2 separate regions of the Homo sapiens genome follow, and region 2 is linked to region 1. The links are chromatin loops, found by intact Hi-C in ENCODE. Cell type or tissue: HCT116. All regions are shown on one strand. Links, peaks and the distances in the headings refer to the core of each region. The heading gives the core; the rest is flanking DNA.

Region 1 (7,618 bases), core at 1,626-6,625:
CTGAGGGATAACTGTATATGAATTATCTCTCAATAAAGCTGTTATTTAATATGAATAAAGAATAAATCGATTAAGTAAGATTTTGTAAAAAATTAAGTGAGCTAAGGGCTAAGAAGAGGTCTTTGCAGTTGACCACTTAAGGCACCAATCACCTCTAAGCAAGCAATTCCAATAATGAAGGAATGGCAGAAATTCAATTATTGTAAGCAAAGAGTAAGAGGGTCAAAAGTGGAAGGATCTAGTATGGTACCTTCTTCCTCAATAAGTTTAACATCCTTTAAAGTTTCATTTTTAATATAAAAATAAACATTGTTATTGTAGAATATTGGAAAATAGATAGCTTTTTAAATAAGAACAAAATGAAAGTTGTCTGATTGCCTTTTTCTTTCTTTTCTTTTTTTCAGATAGTGTCTCGCTCTGTCACCCATGCTGGAGTATAGTGGCACAATCATGGCTCACTGCTCCCTCAACCTCCCAGGCTCAAGCAATCCTCCCACCTCAGCCTTCCGAGTGGCTAGGACTTGGGACTACAGACATGTACCACCATCCCCAGCTAATGTTTTTATTTTTTGTAGAGATGGGGTTTCATCATGTTGCCCAGGCTGGTCTCGAACTCCTGGGCTCAAGCGATCCGCCCACCTTGGCCTCCCAAAGGGCTGGGATTACAGGCATGAGCCACCGTGTCCTGCTCTGATTTTCTACCATACTGATAACAATGGTTAATGTTTTGATAGATATTCCAAAATTTTTTCTGTGCTTATTATAGAACTGAGATTATAAAAAACATTCAGTTTTATAATTTTTGTCCAAAAAATTCAATCTTACAGCATTTACCATTGCATAAATGTGCCATCATTTTAAACCATTCTCATATTGCTAGACTTTATTTCTTCCATACTTATTTTGCTATTTTCACTGTGATGAATATGTTTGTTCCTAAATCTTTGTCCAATATTGCTTTACTATTTCCTTCAAGTAAATGCATAGATGGAGAATACATGTGTCATAGATGGAAAATGCTATGTCAAAATTCATGGGCATTTTTATGACTCTTGCTGTATTGTCCAACAGCTTTTCAGAAAGGTACCAATTTACAATCCTTCATGAAGGATTCACTACATGTTCTCCCCTACTGAGTGTTAGCTTCATTCACTTCACATATTTGAGAGATAAAAATGATATCTCACTGTTGTTTGGATGTGCATATCTTACCTCAAAGAGCTCTCACGTAAGATTTATTCTTTAAGAGCTATAATTTGTTTCTAAGCCTCCTGATTAAAAAGTCAATAAAGAGAAACAAATTGATGAAGAAAGATTATGATAATGAACTCAGATTAAAATTTAGTTTTAAAAAACCAAGAAAGGGACATATCAATTTGGATAAAAAGCAGGACACTCTTCATTTATGATAACCAAGAACTGCAGGGAAAGAATCCCTCTATCATTCAGTTGCCATTACTCCTCTGGCCATTTTCTGAAGTCTGTTCCCCAAACAATACAGGAGCTGGGGTAAAACACTGATGTTCCAGTTTTCTCTAATTCCTTATATATAATCTTATCGACATAATCCAACATATTCAATTTCATTTGGGGGTAGTGTATTTCAGAGAAACGAACTAAAACGCTGTCTTAAGTATTTGTGTGACAGGTCTAATGCTACTACAATAAAAATAAAGCTGCCATTTCCTAAGAGCCAGGCACTGTGCCAGGTAATTTACACACACAATTAATTTTTGCAATACTTAATTGCAGAAGCTATTAGATCTATTTCACTGATGAGAAAACTGAGGCTTAGATTTGTTTATTTATTTTTACTGTGATAAGAGTCACACAGCTATTAAATGAATAATCTGAAACTTGAATCCAGCTGTCTGGTGCAAATGCCAATGTTCTCTCACAAATCCCACCTTTGTTTTGTACATCATTTGACATTAATCATATATGAGATTATTATCACTATCCTTATTTAAACTTCAAGAAAGGAAAATTATGATAATATAGTAATATAACATTATCTTAACAAAATATCTTATACTTTAGGTATCTAACGTCCATTATAAGGTCAGAGACAAACAACCTGAATTTTTAAAGCAAACACTTTAAAACTCTAAAGCCATCACTAAAAACTAAGTTATATAAATGTGCAAGTTAATCAATTAAAACGGAAATAATAAACACTTCAAATATTCCTCTCTGACCCTTCCAAAAATTCTTCCACTTCATTCAGCCCTCTAATCATTAAAGCTGCCACTTTTTCGCCATCCAGAATCAAAGTAACTTGCTCCACGTCCTCAATTCCTTACAAAATTTGGATTTCATATCCCACCCCTCCTTACAATCAGTGCCTTGTAACCACCCTTTAATGACTACGTGGATCTTTTTGTCATTCTCGTCTGACCAGTCTCAGTGTCCCCAGACCCACTGACCCACACCAGACACTCTACAGGTGGAACTAGTCATGTGCTAGGAGCCAGCTCCCATCCACTCTGGGGGAGTGGCTTAAATTTCCAGGAATTTTATCGGCTGATTGTTAAATATAATCATCTCTAAAATATGTGTGTGTGTATATATATATATATATATATATATATATATATATACAGTTGCAGGTAAATGGATTAAGACAGAAATAATAAATACTCAAAATTCAATGCTTCTTTAGAAAATAATGTGATTGGCCGGGCACAGTGGCTCATGACTGTAATCCCAGCACTTTGGGAAGCCGAGGTGGGCAGATCACAAGGTCAGGAGATCAAGACCATCCTGGCCAACATGGTGAAACCCCGTCTCTACTAAAAATATAAAAATTAGCTGGGCGTGGCGGCACACACCTGTAGTCCTAGCTACTTGGGAAGCGGAGGCTGCAGTGAGCCGAGATAGCAAAAAAAAGCCCAAAAGAAAAAAGAAAATAACATAATTTGGCTACAATCTGTGCTCTTCAGGCCGTGTGCATATATTGTAGGCATATGGTGAAAATACGACGTAATAGTGAGCTACAGTACATCTCTTCTCAACCCTACATTTAGTGATGCCATGTGGAAAGTTTGAAACCAGCCACAGCGGGAGCATTTACACCATGGAAGTCAGCAAATGCTACACATCAGGGCCTTTTAACCAATAAGCCAGTTGTAAAGCATTTAATAGTATACCACTAGATAAGGCCCAACAACCTTTTTTCAAACAGGCCTTCCAAGTGATTCTGATTCTGCTAGAGCTTGAGAACCACCGGTTTAGAAGGCCTAGTATGCTCTTCTCCCAATATTCCAACTTCTTCCTCATCCACACACAGAGTACCGGAGTTTGGAGCTTGCTTCACTTCAAAACCAATCTATCACAGCTTCAAACCACCTGATTTCATCCACGGAAGGTACATGTTAATATGAGAAAGATGACTTTCCCTGGGACCCTGTTTTAAATTTTTGCCCAAGATTTTATAAAAATAAATTGTTCTAAGCAGATTATTTGTTTATTTAATCTCAATTTAGTATTACTTCTATTTTTAAAATATAATAAAATTACAAAATATTTTTCCCCTGAAAATCATATCTCATGGAACCATGTCATCCAGACTCCATTTAGAAGTTGGCTGCTGAATAATGAAGACCAGCAGATGGCAGCAGGGACTCTTGGAAAGAAAGCCTCACGTCTTCAAACCATTTTGGCTGAGAAAGAACATAAATAAGTCAAGCACATTTCTAAATAGTTTGCTGGTTCATTTATTCTTCGTGTTGGCAAACTGCCTTTCAAAATTCAGTATAGATTATATTCTATGATTTCATAAAAACATTAACAACCAAAAAAGTCATGTAGTCTTTTTACCCAAATTGGTTCATGCCAGACAAGAGTAGACAGATCCTTTTCACTGTGTTGTCAGATTTAAAATTTCAAATTCTCGCAGACAAGACTTAAATTATTTTACTTCATTAATATTTTTAAGTATATTTAATATTATCCCTTCTACAACCAGTTTTCCTATGAAGTTAGGAGTTAAGACAGGCAGATAAACAGAGTACAGATTATAAGCCATACAACCCTCACATTAAAAAAAAAAACAAAACCTGAAAGACTAGAGCATTTAAACAAATGTTTTAGTTATCATCGTATCACTAAAATCCATGCAAGACAATTAAATTGAGTCTGATTTTAAGAATAATACAGACTACCGTGTGCAAGAGTCTTGGTTGCATCATTAAGGGGAGCTATTTGCAAGGAGTGGTTCTGTATCTATATAGCACTGACTGTTAAGAATCCATCAGGAATCTTCAGGCTCAAGAGCGGTTCAGCAACAGCAGTAATCACAGCATGAAGAAGTGATTCTCTGACTGCTGAGCAGGGTGTGGAATCAGCACTGGAAATATTGGCAAAACTGTCCTGTTATTTTTTATAATGTCATTTCAATGTCTTCTGATTAACTTTTTTTTTTTTTTTTTTGAGATGGTGTCTCACTCTGTCTCCCAGGCTGGAGTGCAATGGTGCAATCTCGGCTCACTGCAACCTCCCCTCCTGGGTTCAAGTGATTCTCCTGCCTCAGCCTCCCAAGTAGCTGGGATTACAGGTACCCACCATCAGGCCCGGCTACTTTTTTTTGTACTTTTAGTAGAGATGGGGTTTTATCATGTTGGCCAGGCTGGTCTCGAACTCTTGACCTCAGGTAATCTGCCCTCCTCGGCCCCCCAAACAGCTGGGATTACAGACATGAGCCACTGCACCCAGCCTGATCAACTATTTTTAACTGGGCACATAAAGATGCACAGACACTAGGCAGGAGTGAATCCATAATGTGTTTTTAACATCATTTATGAATCAGCACTGTGCTAGGCACTAAGGAGGCTGAGATGAACATGATGTCATCCCTGGTTACAGGAGCTCATAGACTACTGAATTCTAAATTTAGAGGATATTCAGTAAGTTCCAGTATTTATTTCACAAAGTTGTTTTGATAATGAAATGAGATAACATTTTTTAAAATTACTTCACAAACCATCCCAGCATTGAGCAAGTGCCAGTTTGCCATTATTTCTAAATAGATGAGTGACAGAATCAAACTGATATCCAAAAAAAGAGCAATGGGCAATGATGTACAAAACAGATTAAATGGGGAAAGTAAACTTAGGCAGATTAATCAGCTGGAGTCCACTGTAATAACCCAGACAGGAGGTGGCAGAGTATGAAGTGTCTGGGGCAGTGGGAACAACTGAATGAAAAAATGAAGAAAGCACGCAGATGACTTTGTGGCTGACAGCAGGACAACAGAGAGGAAAGAGACAAAAACGCCAAAAGGATGATTCAGAGAATAATGTAATAGGAAACTCAAGTGAGTGAAGTAATTTAGGGTGAAAGATAAAGAATTTGACTTTTGACATGTTAAATTTAAGATGACAGTGAAACATCAGAGTGAACAGAGCAGAAGGAAGTTGGGAGATGTCGCAACTCACAAACTCCTACTCAACTTTTAATACCCACTGCCAATGTCCTTTCTTCCAGGAAGTCTTTCCTTGATAGTCCTCAGAGGTCATTTACTCACTTCTCCAGGTTCCAAAAGCAGTTTGTTTAACATCCTAGTTTAGCATGTTATATTGGGTTGGCATTATCTAACTCTGTGTCTGTCACTTCAATGAGACTCCATTAGAACTCATTAAAAGTAGAGAAAGTCACTGATCTTTATATCCTTAGTACCAGCACAGTACATAATTCATAATAGGTACTCAATAAATGGCTAATGAATGATGAAAGTAACCAGCTGATAAAAATAAATAAATATCAAAACATAAACATCATCTGCTTAAAGGAGATAGAAAACTGTTAGTAAATATAATTTCCAAGGAAAATAATTATTTAGAAATAAGAAGTGAGCTACGTATAGGACCATAAGAATAGATGCCTTAGGGAGTGCTGCAGTTTGGTTTGTTTGACTCTTCCAAATCTCATTTGAAATCTGATCCCCAGTGTTGGAGGTGGGGCTTAATGGGAGGTGTTGGGGTCATGAGGGAGGATCCCTCACTAATAGATTAATATCCTCCCTGGGTGGTGGGGATGAGTGAGTTCTCACTGTTAGTTCCTGCGAGAGTTCTCCTGCCAGCTGGTTGTAAAAAAGAGCCTGGCACCTCCCCGGCCCAGCCCTCTCTGGCCTCCTTTCTAGCCTTGTGATCCCTGTATTCCTTCTTCTTCTGCCATGAGTGGAAGCAGCCTGAAGCCCTCACCAGAAGTGGATGCTGGCACCATGCTTCCTATACAGCCTGCAGAACAACAAATAAACCTCTTTTCTTTATCAATTATCCAACCTCAGGTATTCCTTTATAGTAACACAAATGGACTAAGACAGGGAGTAGAGAAGAAAGAGAAGCTAGTAAAAGAAAAAGAAAATAAGCCAAAGCCTCATAGAAAAGGGATGCTTTTAAAAACGAAGGAAGACATGTTCCAAACAGATTTAAAAAGCTACCAACATCAAAGTGAATGGAGATAAAGAACATACCATAGAATTTCAAAGCCAAATTTAGTTGAGAAAATTTAGGTCTATTCCACCAAGAACAAAAATAAGAGTAATGAGTAAATGTAGTTAATTTAGTGAAGAAGCCAAGGCTATGGGAACAATCCATTCTTGTTATTTATATGCTGTACAAAGGCTGCAGAAAACCAAGTTCAGGCTGGGTGCCTATCTCAAGGCAGAGAAGTTGAAAATATTAAGAGGATTAAGAAGCTAATTTTAAAACATGATGAATAACAGAAATGTTAGCACAGTACTACTGATGAGGAGGTGAAGAGAATAAACAAAGCTCTCAAGGGCATTTTTCACAAGGAGTAATGCTATGTCAAGATAACCAACTTCTTGTCAAGTATGCATTACTTTAGGACCAGACAGACTTATCTCAGACCATCCTCCTGTGACTGTCAGGCCAGAGGATCCAGAGGACCTTGGTTCCTGGGGAGGTCCAGGTGTTTCATTTGGGGTATCTAGTGCCTTGGTGAAGGAGTGGGTCTAAGCATTAGTATTAGACCATCTGGATTCCTAATTTTATTCCAGGAAGTCCTAGTATTTGTGGATTGTTTAGGTGATTCCAAGAATCAGCCTAAGAAAGGACTCTTAAGATAATTTGCCTTCTTATTTCCAAATGAGGAGACTGGGGTCCCAGGAGGCCAAGTGGCTTGTCTAAGATCACACTGTTGATTATAGCAGACCAGACCAAGTCTAAAACCCAGGACTCTAGATGGCCAATCCTATAGTGTTTGTATTTTACACTTTTCAATATTGTAGAGGATAGAACAAAGAAAAAAGCAAGAGAGAACAGAAAAGAGACAAGATGAGACCAAGCTATTTCTCCTCCTTCTTGAAGGTTGATTCTTATCCACAACTCTGGTGAGCTCTTTCCTCTTCCTTGGTATAATATGGACTTATTAGCTCGAGAATACTGACCCTTCCTCTCTGAAGTCAATACTCAGGGTTTCACCTTCGATAGACATTTTTTAAATCTACTTGTATAAATCATTAACCTGTTTCCTTATACATTTTGTAATTTAATTATGGGTACCTTATTATCTCATTGTTTTTATTGTGATCTGATTATCACATTTTAAATCCTATTGTCTTAGATAGTTACAATTTTTGCCACATCTTTGATTT
Region 2 (7,618 bases), core at 1,352-6,351, 430 kb after region 1:
TGCCACACCAGTCTTGGGCTGCTTATCTGTATTAGAGAAATAAACTTCTACTTTAAGTCACCGTTATTTTGAACGTCTGGTACTCACAGAAAACATGATCCTAATGGATATAATTATTTCTACAGGGCCAGCATATGGCTTAGACTAAGCCAATCATGATACCCTGTACTGCCACATACACATGAACATTTGGAGAAGAAAAGGGTTGGTCTTCTTTTTAAATCTCAATCTATGGGTCTGTGGACCTCATAAATTTCTCTCCTTTGAAGATCTACCTTGGAATGAAATAAATACACTAAGAGAGACAACAACATAAAAGGAAGAGCCAGAACTCTGAGAACACTGTTTGGGCCCTTGAATCTAGCTGTACCTGAAGGTGTACCAATCTAGTATCTTTCCCATTATATGGTAAGTGCCCACTTTTGCTTAAACTAGTTTGAATGTGGTTCTGTTACCTGTAACTGAGAAAGCCTTAATTAACACCACTGTTATAGTGCATAATTGGCTTATCTGTAAAGAAAAGAAATAATGAAATTAGTTTGAAAATTAAATAAAATTATGTAATATGTACGATTACCAAAACTGATTTGAAATGCAGACATGGGGAAGTTAACCAGGCTCACAAACTTGTTATGTGAATTATTCACCCATTCTGGCTTCCTAATAAGCATGATTTAAACTCAAACCTTGATAAAGTTATGATTTAGGATGTCACATACCTTTGACGTTACTCTCAAAAGCTCTTAACCATGAATTAAATGTGAAAATGTAAAAGGCATATGTAGTTTGATTCTGAATAGAACTGGTGTCTAAATCTGAGTTCTACCAAGATCTATCAAGAATTCTGAGTGTTGGATATTATTTAGACACATAGGAAGAAAATATGACTTCTCAGAAATGAAGTGTGATTCTGAGGCTGTGTTTAAATATATCAAGTGGAGAATTGAAACATTTGCCCTAATTTGGCTAAGTCGTGATGCGTGATGTATATATGTGTGTATGATACATATCTACTATAATTTTTATGCACACACAGTATGATGCAAAATAATAAAGGCTAACTTTATTCTGCAATAATTGCATGCCAGATATGATTTTGTAGGCTTTATAAGAATTTTATAACAACCCATGGAGCCTGTACCATTATTATCTCCTTTCAAGTAGTGTAAATTGAGGCAGAAAGAGTTATTTTACCAAAAGTCAAACTAATAAGTGGTGGACCTCCAATTGAAAAGCACACAGTTTGGCTCTAGAACCAATGCTCTTAACCACCGTACCACATTTACCAAACTGGCTGTCAATCAATGCTGAAGAACAGCCCAATACACCTGTCCATGCAAAATGAAGCAAAGAGTGCAAAGCATTCAAGTAGCAAATCAGCTGCTGTTTCAGTCTGCATATCATAAGGAAAATCATGACTTAGCTAAATGTATTAGGACAAATGTCCCAATTCTCCACTTGATATGTTTAAACATAGCCTCAGAATCACTCTTCATTTCTGGGAAGCCATATTTTCTTCCTACATGTCTAAATGCCATCCAACACTCTGAGAATTCTTGATAGATCCGAGATGAAAATAAAAACAACAACACTGGTGATTGAGACCTTACAAGAAGCTCACTTGAATGAAGACTCAAGCTGGGGGGTTGAGATAGCTAAGTTGAGAACTACTTTCAATAAAGCAGCACAGCAGGAATTCTTTGATGTTTCATCAGAGACTTAAAAAGGAAGCAGGCACACTCTGAAGTTTGCCCAGAACATTGGTCTTTATGTCCTGGGCTGCCCCAAGGTAGAATTATAAAGTGAGATGAAGCTGGGAGATGCCTTAACTCCTCCACCCTCTCTGTCACCATTGTTCTCCCCTCTCATTTTGTGCATTTGAAACTTTTCCTGCTATGGAAGCCTACTTTTAAGCAAGTAACTGGCATCAGGTTGCATAGAGAAGCAACATAAGGAGGTGGATACATGCCCATGTTCTAGGTCAGACACTGCACTTAGATCCTGGTTCTACTGGTCCTCAGCTGTGTGACTGTGGACAAGTTATTTACCTCTCTGTGCTTAGTTTTTTCGTCTAAAAATGCAAAGAAAAAGAATATTTAGTTACTTTTGGTTTGCTGTAGAGTTTAAATGAAATTATACACATAAAAATCTTAGAACAGGACCAGGTACACAGCAAGGGCTCAAAAACTGTTGGTTAACATAGTTATATAGTTACCAGCCATTTTCATTCGAGGGTAAATTTAAGTTACTGTGTTTCACCCAGAAGTATATTTGCATACCTTTTCTCTCCTTGAGATTAACCTGAGATTAACCTTCTTAACCTTATCTGTCCTTGAGATTTCTGTTTTTGTAAAAGGAATGTCCAACATGAGGGAGAAGGTGTGAGAGCTATTCCGAGGGGATAGGAGCAACAGGCCAAGGTGCGTGACATCCCCCCAAACTGGGAAGCTGTCTGCCTTATTACTTAAGGCCATTTCAGCTTGTCCCTCTACTCCAAGGACCTGGGTCTTCTCGGATCACACGTTAGCAATGTGTGCTCAGAGGCTAGGGTAGGAACTTGTCATCCAGCCTCAGCTGCTGGCTGGTCTGTCAGATTGCCCTGGGATAGCTGCAGATTCATCTGCAGATTCATCATGGATTGAAAATGAAAATCCAGGCCAGCAGTGGCTTTGAATGGATGAATTAGGAAAGGGAATAGGGCCACCTATGTTAATCCTTTTGCAGCTGCCTTGATAGAAAAAGTATTAGGTTCCCATGAAACATGGAAGGCACCCATTTTTCTTCCTCAAACGACCTTCCAGCAACCTATCTGGAATGGGTGAACCAGATCATTTCTGGGGCTTTCAGTTTTGTTGTTAGTGCCATAAATGAGATTCAGTCAGTGAGGGGGGACAGAGAAAGGAAGGAGCTATCCCAGCGAGTATGCCTCAGAAATGTATGCCTGCCTGTGGATGTGCAATGCACACTTGTAAACCGAACAGTCTCTGAGACAGGTCTCAATCAACTTAGAAGTTTATTTTGCCAAGGTTAAGAACACGACTGGAAGAAAGGAACACAGAATCACAGAGACAGTCTGTGGTCCGTTTTTCTGCAAAGATATTTTGAGGGCTTCAGTATTTAAAGGGGAAAAGTGGAGGCGAAGAGGGAGGGTATGGTCACAATGCATAATCCATGCATTGCAGGAGAAAAGGAGCAGGTAGGGGAATAGTCAGTGATGTATTCATCTCAGTAAATCGGCACTTTACATAAAAGGTGAACCTAGCGTAGCTATCTGTGGAGATATCTGGCCTTTCATCTGTTAGCTATTCGCTTAGCAACAGAAGGAAAAGGCTGTTTCTTGCATGACTTAGCTTCCATCTTAATTTTTTCCTTTTTGCATAGTGAATTGGGGGCCTGAAATTTCCTTTGCCTTTCACACACTGAAACTACATGACTGGGATTTCCCTCCCTCCACAGTCCTACGTTGCTTTCTGACTACCCTTTCCCCTGCAAGGATCATAATATAAAAGTGTTAGGAGGCGGGAGTGAAAGAGATTTTTTTCATTCCTGGTTTCTGTTATCCACTATGCCTTGACCTTCGCTCTGTCCATATGATCAAATTACTTCCTGAACCTAGACCGTTGGGCGCGTCATCCGCGGGACTGACTGCCTCCCGCCGGCTTCCTGAGGCCGGACCGCAGCGGGGACGCCTCCTCTCAGGCCCAGCAGGGGGCGCGCGAGCCTCAGGAGACGCCAGCGGTGGTTGCGGAGCTGCGGTGCTGGAGGCCAGCTGTCACTCCAACCCAGCTGGAGATTCCTGTCGGGAATGCTTGGCATAGGACAACTGTGAGGGAGCCCCTGGGGCATGGGAAAACCCTCACAGTTCCAGAAAAAAACAGAAAACGGGTGCACAGTTTTTCTCGGTTAATCAAAGTCAAATTCCTCTTCCCACAACTGCTGGGGTGCCGGCTGGCTGGCAGGATGGAAGACCCAGGATGGTAAAAATCAAAATCCGAAAAAGGCAGGGCCCAAAGTCATTCCTAGGTTTTGCGGTTTAATGTCATCGGAAGTGGGCCGTGACAGCAATCTGCCCACCACTTGCCCAGTCAGGTCCTCTTGCCTTTCATGCTGAGAATAAAGCCATTTTTTTCCCCCCAGGCTTCTGGGTTTGTTGTGTTTGGGCTTCAATAGTCACCGGCATCCTTCACTTGGCTCTGCATGAGAGAATAAAAACCCTGCAGTGGGAACAGGCTCATGTATCTCCTAACCATGCCCCATGTGTGCAGAGGGACCTGTCATGGACACTGGTGGCCTTTCAACTTCATTTCAAAGTTTACAGGTAAAAGGGGAAAAATGGGTGTGTATAAAATCATTTAAGAATAGACAGGACGGCTGTGTCTGAATCGTAGGACACCACGACCAAGGCCCCCACGCCCACCGCTAACACATAGAGATGATATTTGGAGATAAGAACTGGTCTGGCACAGAGCGGGCTTCGGGAGTTGGCCCATCTCCCCTCTTTTCTTCTTCTGTCCACTCCACATTCACTAACAGTGGGAAACTTGGTTTCCGTCTAGAATGTGCTAGAGGATAAATAGAGCCCTCACATCCTTTATATTCATCTATAGGACATGAGGGCTCTATTTTCAGCTGTCAATGAAAATTTTGAGTCATCCTCACACAAATGTTGGAACAGGCATCTGTTTATTTGCTAGACATTTGGTTCTGAAAACTTTACTTCAAGGACCCTTGTTTAAACCTTCTATAACATGCTGGATCTTTGCACACGGCTTGGGAGTGTGGATGAGGTGAGGGAAACCATCAGCCCTGACAGCCAGTTGAGTTCAGCGGCGAGCTGCCGGCCTCCCCCATGCCTGGAAGATAGAAAGGATCGTTCGCTGTTTGGAGAGTGGAGGGGCATTCTGGGTGACATGCAGAAGCCTGAGCAGCAGCAGCACCACATTGCAAGAAGGCAGACAATTACTACAAAGACAGCTCACGGGATCTCATTAGATATTTCCTTGTTATGGAATGGAAAGGAAGCATAGCTGCGTGCTGGCATACATGATGTGATTTTAAATCCCAAGTCATAATTTTAGAAACCAACAGAACCTAATATTAAAGCTAAACTACCGTCCTCTTGAAATGATGAGACACCATTCCCGTTGCCCTTTTAAAAACACAATCAAAAGGTATGTTCCCTGTAAGTTCCACCTTCATTTTGAACACTTGAAGAATCAGGCTTTTACTGGCCTGGGTCACTGGGTTTTCTCTTTGGGATGAGGACTTATTTGACTTCACCATCACATGGCACAAAATAAATGCATTCCGCCTACCTGGCATTTCTAGGACCACCTATTTCTTTTTGTCTTCAAATGATTGTGACTTCCTGCTTCATTCACCTCAATAACTCACCCACACCTCCTTTCTATATTTGCTAATTGCTGTAATCTTTCTCATCTCCATGTAACTTTTTTTTTTTTTTCTGAAGCATTCCAACATGGGTCTCTTTGAAATTTTCTGTACAAACCACAAAAGGCCGTGACTTCCCACAGTCTTTCTTAATTTCTGGCCTTAGCAACCTACATCCTGAAAACCCCACAGACATTTATTTAACCATTTCCCCATGCAAACAATAAGAAATGGGGGAGGAGGATGGCAGACATCTGGCTTACTCAGGAGATGATGTGTTAGTCTGGACCTAGAATATTCCCAGAGAATATTCCTGTAATCTGTATTAACTGCTCATTTGTGAATGTTCTAACCTCACAGACTCTGACGCATTAGGACAAAGCCCTTTGCAAGAAACGGACTTAATGGAAAGCTCCTAATGCAAGAAAGTTTAGGCCCAGGGAATGGTCTTTATACACTGAGAGATGTTAGGAACACAGGGAAGCACTGGGCACCTTACGAACAAAGTAGATCGCACAACTTAATGTGCCTTCATTCTCAGAAATCTGCTACTAATAGCCTTGTAATCATTGCTGATTGAGAGATGGCAACCTCAGGGCCGAGTGAGGCTCCTGCATTCATAAAATTCTCAGCTTCATAACTGCTCTTCTACAATTTTGAATTCTACTGTTGATTTTAGGATTTTCTTGGGAAAGGGTAGTGGCTGGGCTAATGTGTATTGCAGTGCGCAGAAAACCAACAAGTGTTTCTCCAATTATTTGCTTTCATAGCTTTTCTGGAATTTGGACCCAGTGCTGTGGCTTGAAAGGGTGAAGCACATGCATGCATGTATGTGCACATGTGTGCATGTGTGTATTTGTGTGTGTTGGGGATAAGGAAACATGCCCCGGTTAACGAATGGAGCAGTGGGCCAGATCCACATCCTGTGTAACTCCCACAGGCTCCTGCTATAATGAAAGTTCCCTTCACAGGGTTGAACACAGTAATTCCCCAAGGGATCCTGGCTGAAGTGGGTGGAAGTTCAGCGTTTCTTGTCCCACTGAATTTTTGAACATGACAACCACATCCTGCTCCTGATACTGTGTGCTTTCCTTGATTGATCATGTCAAGATAGCCCTGCTAGCATTGTGCTCCAAGCCTGGCTCGATTCTTCTTGATATAACTCCAGGAACCAAATCAGTCAACGGCCTTCTTTCTCTAATTCTAATTCAAGGGATTTCCCTCAACCCAACCTCTGTCTCCATCTTCTTAGTACCAAGCTCTGCCCAAAGTTGATCATTCCTGAAGAACATGGCATGCACTTATAGCACAGCAATGATTTCCTTTAGGGACGTTCAGTAATGCACCATTCATTTGGGACTGGGATGTGACAATTCTCAGGCAAATGTGGGAGTAGATGTCTATGTCATTTGTGAATATGTAGAAATAAAGAGTTCATTTACATTAACTGTCCCACCTCTGTCCCATACCTCTCCTTCCCCATGAAGAAAAGAGAGGCAGAAGTAGAATTTAAGTAGAATTTAAAACTAAAAATAAAAAGAAGATATTTTAAAGAGTTAAAATATTAAAAGAAAACTCCTTTGAACCTCAATAAAGAAATGGCTGTTGAATCTCAGCCTCTTTTGCCGCATCTTCCTAACAACTGGACCCATTTATGTTGCCACACGGCCCACACATCCTGAGTAGCCCCACAACTCTATTTTTGTCTCATTCTCCTTTTGGGATCGGACTTTTATTTGCAATGTAGCGTTGCTGTATCAATAGTACATGGTTAACTCTAATATGCGTGCAATTTTCATAAATATTTATATTTTTTAATGAAATACACACCAAAAAAAAGCACACATGCAGATAATTCACAAACAATCAAATCCTTGGGAAAGGCTCTGCCATTTGTTCAACAAGGTCAAGTGTCATTAGGAGCACAGAACAACCGAATGTAAAATTTCTTTCCAGGAGCTTTCCACGTGGTTGGAATAAACACAATTTAGACCATGCAAAACTCTTAATGTATATTGGTCTGGGAACTTAAAGATGGAAACAGAGAATACATAGGGAGCTATGCAACACACCAAGGGCCAGTATCCACAATAATAATAACAGTGACAACAGCAATAATAATATACAATGCTATAAGATTATTAAAATCTATTCTATAATGCACAGAGAAGTACCTGCTTGAAGCCATTAAATATATGACAGGGTCTGTCTTCAGTGCAACATATCA

The links. A loop is a pair of places that touch in the nucleus more often than their neighbours do. Peaks named below come from ENCODE experiments on the same cell type or tissue, not always from the same donor. Only the 100,000 strongest peaks of a DNase experiment are listed, where the experiment ranks them.
Region 2: a loop joins it to region 1, with 4 times the contacts of the local background. A loop is called at or near these places in 8 of 110 quality-filtered maps.

What each region holds. Positions count from the first base shown.
Region 1 is chr6:46,416,132-46,423,749 of GRCh38, forward strand. All of the region lies in intron 2 of RCAN2 (regulator of calcineurin 2), which reads right to left. Among named protein-coding and RNA genes, the nearest start is that of RCAN2, 72 kb to the right of the region's middle. In HCT116, for the core only: a CTCF peak has its summit at 3,631 (motif pointing right); a DNase peak (open chromatin) is centred at 3,620.
Region 2 is chr6:46,845,415-46,853,032 of GRCh38, forward strand. ADGRF5 (adhesion G protein-coupled receptor F5) reads right to left here. Exons shown (of 21, transcript NM_001098518.2): 21 at 7,108-7,618. It also overlaps a transcript of MEP1A not described here. Among named protein-coding and RNA genes, the nearest start is that of ADGRF5-AS1, 54 kb to the right of the region's middle. RefSeq lists an enhancer at 1,427-1,991. In HCT116, for the core only: a CTCF peak has its summit at 3,683 (motif pointing right); a DNase peak (open chromatin) is centred at 3,647.